Linked DNA regions of Homo sapiens: region 2 is linked to region 1. The links are chromatin loops, found by intact Hi-C in ENCODE. Cell type or tissue: breast epithelium. All regions are shown on one strand.

What was found. Hi-C counts contacts between places; a loop is a spot of excess contacts. Peaks named below come from ENCODE experiments on the same cell type or tissue, not always from the same donor. Only the 100,000 strongest peaks of a DNase experiment are listed, where the experiment ranks them.
Region 2: it touches region 1 in a loop (27-fold over the local background); 2 of 110 quality-filtered maps call a loop at or near these places.

Annotation. Positions count from the first base shown.
Region 1 is chr7:135,188,545-135,196,544 of GRCh38, reverse strand. It overlaps WDR91 (WD repeat domain 91), which reads left to right. Exons shown (of 15, transcript NM_014149.4): 8 at 208-401; 9 at 1,461-1,611; 10 at 2,873-2,967; 11 at 3,146-3,314; 12 at 7,093-7,201; 13 at 8,000. Among named protein-coding and RNA genes, the nearest start is that of MIR6509, 15 kb to the left of the region's middle. RefSeq lists enhancers at 2,150-3,349, 7,671-7,800, 7,841-8,000. In breast epithelium, no CTCF peak of the experiment used is centred here; DNase peaks (open chromatin) are centred at 2,774 and 3,284; H3K27ac peaks cover 2,620 bases.
Region 2 is chr7:135,128,310-135,136,309 of GRCh38, reverse strand. It overlaps AGBL3 (AGBL carboxypeptidase 3), which reads right to left. Exons shown (of 17, transcript NM_178563.4): 17 at 532-1,469. The coding sequence ends at 1,049. It also overlaps a transcript of CYREN not described here and the pseudogene RNF14P4. Among named protein-coding and RNA genes, the nearest start is that of TMEM140, 16 kb to the left of the region's middle. In breast epithelium, no CTCF peak of the experiment used is centred here; no DNase peak of the experiment used is centred here.

The DNA of each region.
Region 1 (8,000 bases):
TCCAGGAAGGGGCTGTCAGGAGGGCAGGCCCTGCACTCTCCCAGGGTGAGCTGAGCACTACCCTCGCAGGTCAGAGCTCTCCTCTCCACTCTGTAATTACCGAGAACCCCGCAAAATGCTGCAGCCTAGGCCTAGACCCCCTGCGGTGTACACCCTGGTGTGGGGGACCCTTTCCTGGCTGACTTGTCCCCACCCTGCTTGTGACAGTGTGCAGAGAAGAAACCAGAAGCCAGTGGCCCAGAGGCTGAGCCCTGCCCAGAGCTCCACACGGAGCCAGTGGAGCCACTGACTCGGGCATCCTCGGCAGGCCCTGAGGGTGGAGGAGTCCGCCCCGAGCAGCCCTTTATTGTGCTGGGACAGGAGGAGTACGGGGAACACCACTCATCCATCATGCACTGCAGGTGGGTTGGGCCTGGGGCCAAGGAAACCCTGGGAAGCTCAGATTTTCAGGCAGTACACGTGGAGGTGTGGCCAGCAGGAGATGGCGGAGAATGGGGGCTTGGACGAGGGCCACAGTCATGGCAGTAGAGTCATGGGAGTCGGTTGGAGCTGCCAGTGGACTGGTCAGCCTGTCTGCCCTTTTTTTTTTTTCCTTATTGAGACAGAGTCTTGCTCTGTCACCTAGGCTGGAGTGCAGTGGCACGATCTTGGCTCACTGCAACCTTGCCCTCCCAGGCTCAAGCGATTCTCGTGCCTCAGCCTCCCAAGTAGCTGGAATTACAGATGCCTGCCACCACACCCATCTGATTTTTATATTTGTAGTAGAGACGGGGTTTCACCATGTTGGCCAGGCTGGTCTTGAACTCCTGGCTTCAAGTGATCTGCCCATCTCAGCCTCCCACAGTGCTGGGATTACAGGCGTAAGCCACCGCACCGGGCCTCTCTGCCCTTTCTAATTGTGTTTCTCTCAGTTTTAGGAACAAGTTACACTTTATTTTAGCCCCCCAAACTCACTCAATTTTAATTTGCTTTATGATGGTACTTTTAGGTAAATACCTGATTTGTAATTTACCATTTGTAAGTTTTTACTTAAGCACAGTATAAACCTTTCAAGAACAAACCCTGGTGGGGCATAATTTTCAGCTGTAGATGGGTTTCTCGTTTTGACAGCCCTGATGGCTCTTGGGGCCCTTGGGCTGTTCTGGAGTGTGAGTTGGAGGCTCTAAATCTCCAGAGACTGCAAATGGCCTCAGGGCAGGGCCCTGCAACTCTTGCTCACGGCTCTTTGCCCAGAATTGACCAAAAGCTCCGCACATGGTTGGCACTTAATAAGTATTTCTTAGACAAACGAATGAATGAATATTTCTAGAAATAGTCTATACCAGTCCTTTGAATGTAGACCTCTAGGGATTGTTTTTTTAAAACAGTAAGGAAGTCAGGAAAGTGATCATCTTGGCATTAGCAGAAGAGGATGGGGACTGAGAGGCCAGCTGACAGGCCTCCCTTTTCTCTCATCTCAGAGTGGACTGCTCTGGGAGGAGAGTCGCCAGCTTAGACGTAGATGGGGTCATCAAAGTGTGGTCCTTCAACCCCATCATGCAGACCAAAGCATCCTCCATTTCCAAATCACCGCTGCTGTCTTTGGAATGGGCCACCAAACGGGACAGACTGGTGAGTAATGGTGGCCTGTGGGGCCCGCTTTGCTGGCTCAGTGGAGGAATTCCCCAGGGTTCTCCACCGGCTGAGTCAAGACAGCCAAGCCAGTTCCCCTCCCTTCTCTCCATTATTGGGGATTCAGGGACACACATCCAGGACTGGCCCAGAAGGCTCCTGTTGTGGGAAGACAGGGAGGTTACCAGATTGACAGATGGAAATGAGCTGCAGGGGGCCTGGAACACACGGCTTCTTCCTGTTTGTGGTGGTCCGCCCTGGGGACCACCTGCCTGACTGCTGTCCCTCCATTTGTCTGTGTTTCCAGCTGCAGTTTCAGTGGGCGCCCTCCCGTGCCAGGCCCCACGGGAAGTGGCTTCCGCTGGTGAGGGGCTGGTGTTCTATTTTGTGGTTCCCATGGGTCTTATTGTCCCCAGGAATAGTACAGTGTTCTTCCCTCTGGATTTGATATTTGAGATAGGACTTGTAGTTAAGGAGGTAAAATTGCCTTGCTGTTTTTTCTTTTACTTCATTTGTGGGGATCATACCACATAGCCCAAGATGCAAACCCTGTTTTTCTATAATTTTTGGCAGCTGAAGGGATTATCCTCATGGATGAGGACCTCAGGGCTTGCCCTGTGCCAGCGCCAGTTTGCCAAGTGAATGCCGAGGTCACACTCTACCTAATATTCCTGTGAGACACCCTCAGACCTGGGCTGCTTCTGGCACTTTCCTCTGGCACTATTATTATCTTTGAAGCTTTTCACCAAATAAGTCACAAGTTCCTGAAGGCAAGGATAGCCCCTTTTATTTTTTTTTCTGGAGGTCTTTACAGACCCAGAGCCAGAGCTGTCCCCTGAAAAGGCAAATGGGAGTCACCCAGGCCCTGTGGCAGCCGAAGCGAGTACGCTGGGAGGGGTGCTGGGCAGACCAAGAGTGGGAAGGAAGGGTTCCAACAGCTGGGGTTTCAAACTGAAGAAAGGGAGGATCAGAGGGCCTCATTCACCAGCCAGAACATTTCCATATGTGTCCAAGGTGACGCGTCTCTCCCATTCCACAGATACTTTTTGTGGTTTTGCTTAGAAGTTCAAGGTCAGCTCTCACGTCTTTGTTTAATTTTAAAGTGAGGCTCATTGTAGCCAGATTTCCCCTGAACTGCCTGGATGCGTAGAGGAGGGGCCTCACCCCCACAGCCTGCCCAGCCTCACCCCCTCTGGAGATCCTCCCTGACTCAGCCTCACTCCATGCTATCCTTCCCACCTCCCGCCCCTTGTCATTCCAGCTCTTGCTGGGCAGTGGTGTGGGAACAGTGCGTCTCTATGACACGGAAGCCAAGAAGAATCTCTGTGAAATCAATATCAACGACAACATGCCCAGGTGAACTGGAACCTACCCCCCACCATCAAGGCCGCAGGCTGCCAAGTGTGGTCCGCGGGGCTGGTCCTTTCCCAAGCCTAATGCCCCATCTCCTGTGCAGGATCCAGCCTCAGGACCAAAGTGCACCCTCCCTCTGTGGGCAGGCAGAGGGTCTGACCCAGGCCCATGTGTGTTGCAGAATCCTGTCTCTTGCGTGCAGCCCCAACGGGGCCTCTTTCGTCTGTTCGGCAGCAGCTCCGAGCCTCACTTCCCAGGTGGACTTCTCAGCACCAGACATCGGCAGCAAGGGCATGAACCAGGTTCCTGGCAGGCTGCTGCTGTGGGACACGAAAACCATGAAGCAGCAGGTACGGGCCTGCCCTGTGGCTCTCTCTGGGGCCAGGCACACACTCTGTATTCCCCTGGGTTTCTGAAGAGCCTCTTCCCTCTTTTTGCTTTGGTCTCCTCAGATTTTTAATAAAGTTTTGAGTGTTGAAAAGTAGTGTACTCCAACTGGGCAGATTGTTAGTGACATGTCATTCAGAATTGTGCCACAAACTTAGAAGACACCCAGAACCTACCAGAGGGCCCCTGTGGTTGATTATTTAGGAGAGGACTCGTGCCTCCCTCTGACATACTGTTACCTTAAAATTGTATGAGAATTATAGCAGCAGCAGCCAGCAGTAGCAAGGACACATACAGATTCGTAAGAAGCGAGGTGACCAGACAGCCTGTGAACTTGCTCCCAGGGGACCTGGGCACCACCTCAGAGCCAAGGACCCCTTCCTTCAAGACAGTAATAGATGCTGCAGCTGCCACCCTGAGCCCCAGAGAGATTGAATGATGCTAAACTCACCTTCCAAGGCAGTGCTACTTCTTATTAAAATGATTCGTTTCACTGCTTACAAGTCATATGGCCTTTATGTTGAACACATTGTTTCCTGATGCTGCTGGAAGCTCAAGGCTCCTGCTTTCAGTGGGTTCCTGTTCCAGATGTTCAGTTTGTTCTGTTCTGCATCTGCCTGTAGAAGTGGTCTGTGTTCCCTTTGGGTCTGTCAGACCTCTCAGGCCCGTCAGGGTCACACTCGAATTCTTGACCTCCACCCCTTGCCACATCCATCCCTCCCCTCATAATTTTCCTCACTTTGGCAAATGTGCCTCACTTAGAAATTGGGGATCTTGGCCAGGAGCAGTTGCTCATGCCTGTAATCCCAGCACTTTGGGAAGCTGAGGCAGATGGATTGCTTGAGGCCAGGAGTTCAAGTCCAGCCTGGGCAATGTAGTGAGCCCTTGTCTCTACAAAAAACTTAAAAATTAGCCAGGTGTGGTGGTGCTCACTTGTAGTCCCAGCTACTTGGGAGGCTGAGGCAAGAGAATTGCTTGAGCCTGGGAGGTGGAGGCTGCAGTGAGCTGATGTGGTGCCACTGTATTCCAGCCTGGGTGACAGAGTGAGACCCTGTCTCAAAAAAAAAAAAAAAAAAAAAAAAAAACACAACAGAAATTGGGGTTCTTCCCAGACCTGTCTTTTTCCCTCTGCTCACACAGTCAGTCCATAAGCAAATGCTGCCAGTGTGTTTCCAGTCTGACCACTTCTCTGCATTTCCAGGGACATACTCTAGACCTATCTCTCGTGCCCCTCCCTGCCCACTGTCCTCTCCACCAGTTTAATTCAATTCCTCTTAGTTCATAGCATCTTGTATTTTCCTCCAAAGTTCTTATTACAATTTGTAATTATATGTTTACTTGTGATTTTCAAGTTTTTAATTAGACATTGAATACATACAAAAGCATATTGAAATCATAGGTGTATAGTATAATGAGAAGAAAAGCAGTACAGTGAGCACCCACAGACCCATCACAGTTTATACAGAACATCACCAATACTTTTTAGCTCTTGTGTAGCCCTTCCCAGTCTTGGTCTTTTTCCCTTCCAGAGAGAACCTGTCTTGAATTTTGTCATACTGTTGCCTTACTTTTTTTTTTTTTTTTTTTTTGAGATGGAGTCTTGCTCTGTCACCCAGGCTGGAGTGCAGCGGCACAATCTCTGCTCAGCACAACATCCGCCTTCTGAGTTCAAGCAATTCTTCTGCCTCAACCTCCTGAGTAGCTGGGATTACAGGTGCCCACCACCACACCCAGCTAATTTTTTGTATTTTTAGTAGAAATGGGGTTTCACCATGTTGGCCAGGTCTCGAACTCCTGACCTCAGGTGATCCACCCACCTGGGCTTCCCAAAGTACTAGGATTACAGGCATGAGCCACTGCACCCGGCCTGCCTTACATTTAAAAAATTACTTTATCATGTCAATTACTATATATCCCTAAACAACCGAATTTTTGTTTTGCAGGTTTTCTGACTCCATATGAATAAACCACAGTATATGTGTTTTTCTAGAATAGCTTCTTGTATTCCAGGCTGAACACTGCTTCCCTAACCTTGTGACTTGGTCCATCCTCTGGCTGCCTTTGCTGAGACCGGGACATTAGCTCTCCATGTAATTGGCATTCCTTTGTTGTCTTTTCTCTCTGGCTGCTTTTAAAATCTTACCTGGTTCTCTGGATGTGGATTTTCTGGTTCTTAACTTTTGAAATTAATTTTTTTGAAGTTTTGCTTGGGATTTGTTTTCTGAATCAGAGGATTTGTGTCTGTTCAATTCTGGAAAATTCTCAGTCATCATTTTTTCCAGTATTGCTGTTCTCTGATCATCTCTTGCCTTCTGGAACTCCCATTCCATATGTGTTAGAACTTGCCTCTTCCTCTTTTTTGTTTCACTTTGCTGCATTCTTGATAATAGTTTCTTCAGATCCATCAGTTTGCTAATCTCTCCTCTACTATATCTAATCTTCTGTTTCATCTATTTATTAGGATGGTAATTTCAGTTATTGTGTTTCTCATTTTTAGAAGCTCACCTTCATTTTTTAAAACCTGCTTTGTCGTGTTTATAGTCTCTCATTTTTACCCATATTTTCAATTCCTTATTTTATTTTGTTGAACAATTGAATGTGCTTGTATGTTCTCATTATAAATCTAATGTCTGAAGTCTTTGTGGGTCTGATTCTGCTCTGTTGTCTCTGTGGGTGCTGGCTCCTTTTGCCTTATTTTCCTGTTTCTTATGAATTGTGATCATGGTGTTTTTTGGGCCAGTATCTCTGAGAATATTTTGAGGCCTGGGTTGGAGGTGCATTTCTTTGGATTTGCATTAATTTTTGCCAGGTTCCTCCCACGTCAGGGCTAGTTTGTGGTTATGAATTTGCAGGGAGGTAAGTTTTCTTGTTATCCCTTTCTGTGAAGTAGGTTTGTTTCTAGTTCATTCCTGCACTGAAGGTATAGCTCTTTGGAGTCTCAGCTCCATGTGACGGTTTCTTATCGCCTGACCTTGGGCAGATCACACATGGTTGTCTCCAGGCTCCTGAGCTCCTCATGGGTAGCAGAATGGGAACTTGAGTCATCTGGATCTGATTAATTCCCCATAGTGAAAGCCGGCTTTGGAGTGCACTGGTTCTCTGCGTTCTTGCTTTCTCTTAGTTGTGGCCCTAGAGGATTCTTTTATTTGCTAGCTCAGTACTCTGTGTGTATTTTAAATAACATTCTATCTTGCATTTTTAATTTCAGGAGGATTATTTAGTGTTCCCAGGGTTTCATATTGTTTGAAATGATAGTGTTCATTAATTATGTAATTAATAGACATTATGTTCTATGAGGTGGTTTTGTTTGCTACTATATTTCTGAGTGTTTCTGTGGGGAGCCATAGGGCAGGTTTATTAGTGTTGTCTGTCATCAAAGGCAGTTGATGAAGTGTTATTTTCTGAGGGCATAAGACTTTTCAATGAGAATTTGCTTGGAATGCATTCTGGGTGAAGTGTAGGTTGCTAAGATATGTATTATTTCTTTTATAATGGAGCAAGCATGGATTATCATTTCTCTATGGAAACCAGAATGTATTTAGGCACAGAGAACTTGTTCTCAAAAGAGCACAGAAGGTCACTGGCACAGCACTTTGGCAAAGGCTCAGATCTACATTTCCAGATTACATAAGGGAGGAGCTGGTGGAAAACCCAGTCTGGGGCACCTGTCTGCATTGGAATAAGCAGCGTGCCTGGGCTGAGTGAAGATCTGCTACTGACATTTTTGTTTTATTTCAATAGCTCCAGTTCTCCCTGGATCCAGAACCCATTGCTATCAACTGTACAGCCTTCAATCACAACGGGAACCTGCTGGTCACAGGGGCAGCTGATGGCGTCATCCGGCTGTTTGGTATGCAAGTGTGCTCATAGCAATCCTTGATCTCCTTAGATTTCCCAGGCAATTTTTTTTGCCGACGTTGGATTTTTTTGCCAGCTGGGCTAGAGGCTTTTGCAAAACCCTGACTTCAGATGCATGTACTACAGCTTAACTTTGGTCAACGTTTTCAAAACACCCACCGTAATAAACTCGCCCATAGTTAGTGTCAATAGACATGGGAGGGGGTGGAGCTCAGCGGTCCTTGAGTCTTGAGTTGTTCCATCTGAGTCCTTGTCACCCATGTGAAATACAGGAGGGCATACAAGAGTACTGCTGTCCTACCTACTTGCTGTGGGTAGTTGATTCTCAAAAGCATCAGAACAGTGCTCCTTAACCAGAGGCATACATCAGAATCACCTGGCATGCTGTGTAGAAATCCCCAGGTTGGGCTCTGTCCCCAGGAGACATCCCCAGAGCCTGGGCTGGGGCAAGGCAACTGTATCTTTAGGGGATTCCCAGGGCACATGGGGAAGTTACAGAGGGGAGTTTCTCAGGTGTCTTCCTAGACTTAGGGCTCCCCAGGTGAGCTCCCCCCAGGGACTCCTGAGCCTCACTTCTGACCTGGTGAAAGAAGCTGCCTCTGAGGCTTAGAAGCAGCCTGACCTCTTGGGCAGGGGCAGCTTTATGGCGCTCATTGGGTCCTGGGTGCCTGCCCTTGGCTTCCAGAACAGCTGTCAGCCTGAGTAGAGGGTGAGGGGGCCTCCTGCTGCAGGCAGATTCCTTCTGCAGAGCCCTGGCCAGGATGTGAGTGGCCGTGTCTCATTGCCTCAGA
Region 2 (8,000 bases), 60 kb after region 1:
GCTACTAGAAATACTGTTGAGAGTAGACCACTCAACCCCAGATCTTCATAGTTCCACCCAGCTGTAATTAGGCTGTGGCCTGTATTTTTAATGTACCTCTCCTACCTGACCCTTCTTATGCTTAGCCTCATCCTCTAATGGATGCCATTGTTGACCTATGACTCAAGGCTGCTTGATTCTGTTTTCTGACTTACTACATGCATCTTGACTCTTCTGCCTGACATACTTGCTCCTCTGTGTGTCCTTCACAAATCCCTCCCAGTGCTCACTGCCTTATGAATGACAAACTGAGGTGCTGGACTTATTCCAGTGTTCACATGAATAAATGGCTGGAGATGTAAACCAATTCGCTGTAAAGGAAACTGTACATCTTTACACCTTTGCTACATTTTGAGAAATAAAATGATTATTTTAAACCACAGTCTATGCATTTCAGTGCCATGTTGTGCCACACTTTTGCTTTGTGCAACTGGCAACTTTTAATATACAGTATTTTTTCTAATCATTGGAAGTGCACAACTTAACACTTTATCTTATTCTGTAATCATTTTATTCAGGTATGTTTTATCTGTACAATTATGTGGTAATCTCCTAGTAGAGAGAAATGGTTCCTAGCACACTAATGATATAACAGAAAATCAGGAAATGATGTTTGTTGACTAATTGATTAAAGTGTCTAGTAGGGAGGTTAAAATCAGTGACATATTATATGTCATTCCTACTTTGAGTTCTTAAGTTTTTTTGGTGTCGAATGTGTAAGTAGTTTTGGAAGAAATCAAAACTTCAGAGATTTTTTTCCATGCTGATAAAAACTAAATATAAATATCTGCTTTAATATTTTTCCATATTTTCTCTGGATTTCTTTTTAAATCTCTGAAAGATGTTCCCACTACAGAAGATGGGATATCTAAAATTTTTAGTTTATGCATATGCATGTGTAAGGGGAGAGATAGGGAAAGGGGAAGGGGAGGGCTTTCCTTTTTTTCTTTTTACTACATAAGCATATGTTATCCTTCATTCACAGTTCTCAGAGCAGTATAAAGCTAGATTAACTCTCCCTTTGGAACTTCAGATATAAGGTGGGTTGTCCATCATTCTTATTGGCCTGCTCATCCTTATTTTTAGTTAGATGGAGGGCTGTATGCTTAGAGCTTTGCTGGTTAGTTTCTTCAGCTTGAAGACTCTTATATTTTAGAACATTTGCATCCATTCCAAAGCTTGAAGAAGCAGTCTCCCACTTGCTGCTGAGAGGTTTTATGTCTTCATTCTTTATGGCCCAGATTTGAGAATGTTTATTCTTCTTGGGGCCTTTGAGAGGTGATAAACTTTCCAATGACCTGTGGGGCTTAGACTGGACCCATTCTGAAGAGTTTGCCATAACATCCCCTTGGATTACAAAAGGGTGATTTCTGGGTGCTGTCCAAGATGTGCTGTATTTCTTTATATTTCTGCAAGTAGCCGGATTTAGTCTAGAAAAGAAATGAAATACGTGAATTTTTGTCCATCATGGACCTACTTTGTAGTCCTAGGTATGTTGTCATAGTATAAATAATATTTTTCCTTTTAGTAAGTTCATAACTTCTTAAAGTTTAAGAATTTTACCATCATTTAGAAGTCTTCATCTCTGATCATGATTTTTTTTTTAGCACTATTCCAATCCTGTATTTCTAAATGCCTAGAGGATATGTTTATTTGGATACCTACTCTAACCTCAGCCTTCCTAATATAATAGCCACTCTGGGCCCCAGCTCCTTACCTATATATCTAGTTAAAGTAGATGGTCACTAAAAAGTAAAGTAGTTGTTTGCTCTAAAAATCTATTCTGTTTATTCTATTAGAATGGATTCAGTATATATGCTATGAGATTTTTTTCTATAACCAGTAAAAAAATCAACGTGAGTCTAAGAGAGGGAAGTTTTCCTCGGGGGAGCTTTTGTAAACTAATAATTGCAGCCACTTAAAATCTCTGTTTTTTTAGCATTCCATTTTTTAACCATAGAATTTCAGCTATACTTTCAATTAAACTTTTAAATTTTGAGATAACTGTAGACTTAACTGCATTTGAGAGAAGTAATACAGAGAGATCCCATGAACTCTTCACCCAATTTCCCCAAAATAGCTTGCAAAACCATAGAACAATATCACAATCAGGATATTGACATTGATGTAGTCAAGATAGAGAACACTGCCCCCATGTTGCCCTCTTGTAGTACCTGCTTCCCTCCTTTCCCATCCCCTCCTTAATTCCTGGCAACCATTATTAATCTATTATCAAGTTATATTATTTTGTTATTTTAAGAATGTTGCATAAAGGAATCATACTGTATGTAACCTTCTAGGATCAGCTTTTTTTTTTCTCAGAGTAATTGTCTGGAGATTCATCTATGTTGTTTTGTGCATCAGCAGTTCATTCCTTATTATAATTGCTGAGTCTGTGACATGAATGTACCATAGTTGGTTTAATAATTCATCCATTCAATGACATATAGATTATTTCCAGTTTATGGCTCTTATAAATAGTTATACACACAGGTTTTTTTGTGAGTTAATTTTTGTATAAGATGTAAGTTTAAAGTTCATTTTTTTAGCCTATGGATATCCAATTGTTCCAGCACCATTTGTTGAAAAGTCTCTTTTTTCTCCATTGAATTGCTTTTGAATTCCCTATCAAAATCAGTGGAGCAAATTTATGTGGTCTATTTCTTGGTTTTTGCCTCAGTTCCACTGATGTGTATGTTTATTTCTCCTCTAATACTACTGTCTTGATTACTCTAGCTATATAAAAGTTCTTGAAATCAGATAGACTGATCTCTCCCATTTTATCCTTGTTTGTCAAAATTGTTTTTGCTATTTTAATGCATCGGCAGATAAATTCTGGAATAATCTTGTCTATATATACAAAAGATCTTGCTGGGATTTTGATAGGCATCGTGTTAAACTTGTATATTAAGCTGGGAAGAACTGACATCTTTATTGAGGCTTTCAATTTATGAACATGCTACATCTTTCCACTCATTTAGATATTTTAAAATTTCTCTTATTCATGTTGTATACTTTTCAGCATAGAAACCCTGTAAAACCAAGTATTTTTTTTGAGATATTTTGTAATTTTGGTGTTCACATGTTCATTGCTTATTTATAGAAGAGCAATTAATTTTGTACATTTATCTTGTATTCTGAGGCCTAGCATAACTTATTAATTCTAAAGGTTGTGTGTGTGTGTGTGTGTGTGTGTGTGTGTGCACGCATGCGTGCGTGTGTGTTTTGGTAAATTTATTAGGATTTTCTACATAGAGAATAACATCTTTCACAGTAGGGATCATTTTATTTTTTCCTTTCTGATTTGTATGCTTTTTATTTTTTTATTGCCTTATTGCAGTGGCTAGAACTTCTAGCACAATGTTCAATAGAGTGGTGTATTATTCTATTCTCACGCTGCTAATAAAAACATACCCAATGCTGGGTAATTTATAAAGGAAAAAGGTTTAATTGACTCACAGTTCCACATGGCTGGGGAGGCCTCGCAATCTTGGCGGAAGGCAAAGGAGGAGCAAAGTCATGTCTTACATGGTGGCACGCAAGACAGCTTATGCAGGGGAACTCCTATTTATAAAACCATCGGATCTCCTGAGACTTGTTCAGTACCACGAGAAGAGTATGGGGAAACTGTTCCCGTGATTCAATTATCTCCACCTGACCCTGCCTTGACACGTGGGGATTATTACAATTAAAGGTGAGATTTGGGTGGGGACACAGCCAAACTATATCAAGTGGTAAGAATGGACTTTATTGAGTAAGATCCCCTTTATTCCTATGTTTTTCTGAGACTTTTTATCATGGATGGGTACTGAATTCTGTCGAATACCAATTTCTGTGCCAATTAATAGGATCTTGTGATTTTTCTTCTTAAGCTTGCTAATATGAAGGATTTCATCAATTACTTTTTGAATATTAAACTAACCTTGAATTCCTGAAATAGACTTCACTTGGTCATGGTGTATAATTCTTTTTATTTAGAGCTGAATTCTATTTGCTAATATTTTGTTAGATTTAGCTTGTTAAATCTATATTTATGCAAAATCTTATTCTGTCATTTCCTTTTTTGTTTTGCCCTTGTCTGGTTTTGATATCACACTAACAGTGGCTTCATAAAATGAACTGAGAACTCCTATTTTCTGGAAGAAATTGTATAGAATTGGTATTAATTCTTCCTTTATTAGTAAAATTCTCTTCTAAAACCACCTAGGCCAGGTGATTTCTTTTTTAGGGTTTTAAAATTATGAAATCAATTTCCTTATTAGTTACAGGGGTATTCAAATATTCTATTTCATATTGAATGAGTTGGGGTAGTTCATATTTTATTGAGGAAATAATCCATTTTCTGTAAGTTGTCAAATTTGTGTGTAGTGTTTTCTATTAACTCTTTGATGTATGCAGGATTTTTAGTGATATCCTGTTTCATTCCTCATGTTAGTAATTTATGTCTTTTTTTCTTTATTTGTCAGTATTAATAGAAGTTTGTCAATTTTATTGATCTGTTCAAACAACCAGTTGTTTCACTGATTTTCTGTGTCATTTTTCTGTTTTTAATTTTATTAATTTCTGCTCTTATCTTTATTATCTTCTTTCTGCTTGCTTTGAGTTTATTTGCTTTTCTTTTTATAGGTCCCTGAGGTGGGAGCTTAGATTATTGATTTCAGATGTTTTCTCATTTTTTAGCATATGCAGTTAGTTCTATAAATTTCTGTATCAGTACTGCTTTAGCTATATCTCACTTATTTTAATATATTATAGTTTCATTTCCATTAATTTAAATACATATTTTTACTTCCTTTGAGAATTTTTTTTTTAATTTTTGTTTCCTTTATTTCTTCTAAAAAAAGCCAGGATACATGTGCAGAACGTGCAGGTTTGTTACATAGGTATATGTGTGCTATGGTGGTTTGCTGCACCTATTGACACATCCTCTATGTTCCCTCCCCTCACCCCTCACCCCGCAACAGGCCCTGGTGTGTGATTTTCCCCTCTATGTGTCCATGTGTTCTCACTGTTCAACTCCCACTTATGAGTGAAAACATGTGGTGTTTGGTTTTCTGTTCCTGTATTAAGTTTGCTGAAGATGATGGCTTCCAGCTTCATCCACGTCCCTGGAAAAGACATGATCTCATTCCTTTTTTTTCTAATTACAAGATGATTTTTAAATTTATTTTTATTTTTAAGATTAAGCATCCTCTTTGACAATCCAAAAACATAGTCCTTGCTCACTCTGGACACACACACCTAAAACAGTTAAAAGCAATTCTTCAATTTTCAATGACAAAGTAGGAAAAAAACAATATGTTCTCAAGCTGCAGTTCAATTTTCTGTTCTCTTTTCCAAAAAATTTTACTTTGCTTCTAAGCCACCCACCAACGATAACGAAAGACAATTTTTCAAAAGGCCAACAAAACCCAGAAAAAGGAACAGTTATCAATTCAAAATTATCACCCAAAACACTGCTGTTGCAAAAAAAGAGTATGAAGCCAAATTCCCATAGCTTGTTAGAGAAGACCTTTAAAAATAATTCAGAAAATTAGGACTGGAACTACAGTGGTATAGACAGGTTATACTGTCACTATATGCATATACAGTGGTAAATGCAGATAATTCAAGAACATTCAGCTTGGGATGAATATATGAATAATATGATTATATTATATTAAATTAATATATTATTAAGCTTTCTCCTATTCCAGCAGAGGAAATAAAAACATGTGTTGCTGGAATTAATATTAAGACTGTCCTTACAAACAGAAGGTAGGGCAAAGGTAAAGAGAGAGAATGTGGAACAAAAGTAGCGAAGACAAGTCATTTTGAATCTAGGCTCTAACACCCAGGAAAGTTGAATAGAACTTAAATTCTTCTGAGCCAGTATCACTAAATTCTAGATTTGCCCTGAAACCAGTGGAGCATATACACCATTAATAAATATCAAGTGCCCCATAGCGTTTGTGGTATTAAAACATATTTTTAAATTATTATAAATTTCCATTCTGAAAAGCAGGTCAAAATGACACTGGACCATCCAGTCAGTTACAGAGTAAAGGGCTTCCTCCAGAGAGAACTGACTTGGCAGAAATTTAGGTTGGTAAGAATGTGATTAACATGGAGTAAATGAGATCAGATTCTCAGTATAATTTTCATAAGGCTTCTACCTACCCCAGTTGTAAGGAGTAGTACTGAGGGAACTCCAACAGAATGTCTTAGAGGGAAGCTTCTCAGAGACAAAGGGTCTGTAAGTTTAACTCTTGACCCCTCTTCTCCTTATGTAAAGCTTGGGGAAGGCAATAAATATTTAATTTTTAACTATTCAGAGCTTTGGACACATTATAATATTTAATATTCTGTAGTTTCATTTTCTGAACCCTTGGCTTATAATTTTTCTCAACTTGCATTAAAAAATGTATGAATGCACCCTCTTCAGTAGTACCACATGAAAATATAAATCTTGTTCTTCCATATCTTCTACACAGGAAGACTGAATGAGTAGTACCCTAAATATCCTGCAGGGTTACTTTGTGTACTTGACAAAAGATTAGGGAAAACCAATCCACTTCCATATCTTGAGCAGTAGTTAACTAGTCTTCAATCTCATCTTCCCAAATATCTTCATCAACATCCACAGCATAAAACAGCTGTTTAAGACATGTTGAAGCAGGATCAGTGAAATGTTTGTAAGGGTTTGCTCTAGAGAGAGAACTCATGCAAATCCAACAGAAATATTGCATACAGCCAGTACATGTCATCTTGTTATATCCATCTAATTTCTCTATGGGAGTTCCACAACATGGTCAGTTCTTGAAGTTTTTCTCTAGCCACTCCTTACTTTCCATCTCTTCCAGTGCCTTCTGAATCACCCTCTTATCATACCTTTGTTCCAAAAGTCTTTTATTGGCCTTATCTGCTTGCAGGTATTCATTTAGTAAGTCTATTAATTTCTCTGCAGTCACCTTACATGGAGAGACCCCATGGTAGGTCAACCTGCACAAGGTACAGAAGGCAAAATTGCAGCTGGAGCAGATACCCATGATGTAGCCAGGCTCCTGCATCACAGGCAGCTGGCAGCATGCGTGGGGGCAGTACACCACATCTGCCATCAGGTCCAAGGTGGACTGGAGGAGAAGGCAGTCATAATAGGCAAATAACTCTGCTTCCACTAGCTCTTTGACCTGACCAGTAGTGGCCACTGAAGGGCACTTTGGTTCTGGGCAGTTGAGGCATTGAACCTGGCCATCTCTGATCTGGATTTCAAAGTAGTCCTTCAGACAGTCTTTGCAGTACACATGCCTGCACTCCAAGAAGTACATGCATTCACTACCCAGCTTCTTACAGAAACAGATATTGCACAGGAACAAATTACTATTAAAGCATTTTATCTGCTGAGCTTGATCAAAGTCCAAGATTTCCTGGATCATATTTAACAATGATTCCACATCCTGCACACAGCTGTCTCATCCACAGTTTCCTCTTGGTCTGTATCAGATCCAGAAGTTCCTCCAAAATCTAGCTCTGTGTTGGGAGAGGCTTGAGCTGTCCTTCTCTGCACTTTTTTTCTGAGAATCAATCTTGAGCTCAAAAGGAGAGACAATATTCAGGTATACTAGGGTCTCTTCCTTAAGAAATTGCATCCAGGCAAACGGGATCACGCTGCCAGGGTGTTCTTCCCATAGAGCAGATAGCGCTCACAAACATCTTGAAATTCTATGGCAAATCCAAATAGATCCTGGTTTCTCCACCTTGGACAGACTGCTTTTCTAAATTCATCTCCATCGTAAATACTCACTGGGGCCAGCAATTCATCCTCTTGAGCTTCTTGGTCTTCTGACATTTAATTTTCTGAGGAACAAAACCAAGATGACCATGAGAGTGATCTCTGATCATCCTCACTGCTACACTCCCACCAGGGCCATGACAGTTTACAAATGCCTTGTTGTTTTGTTTTTTTTTTTCGTTTTTTTTTT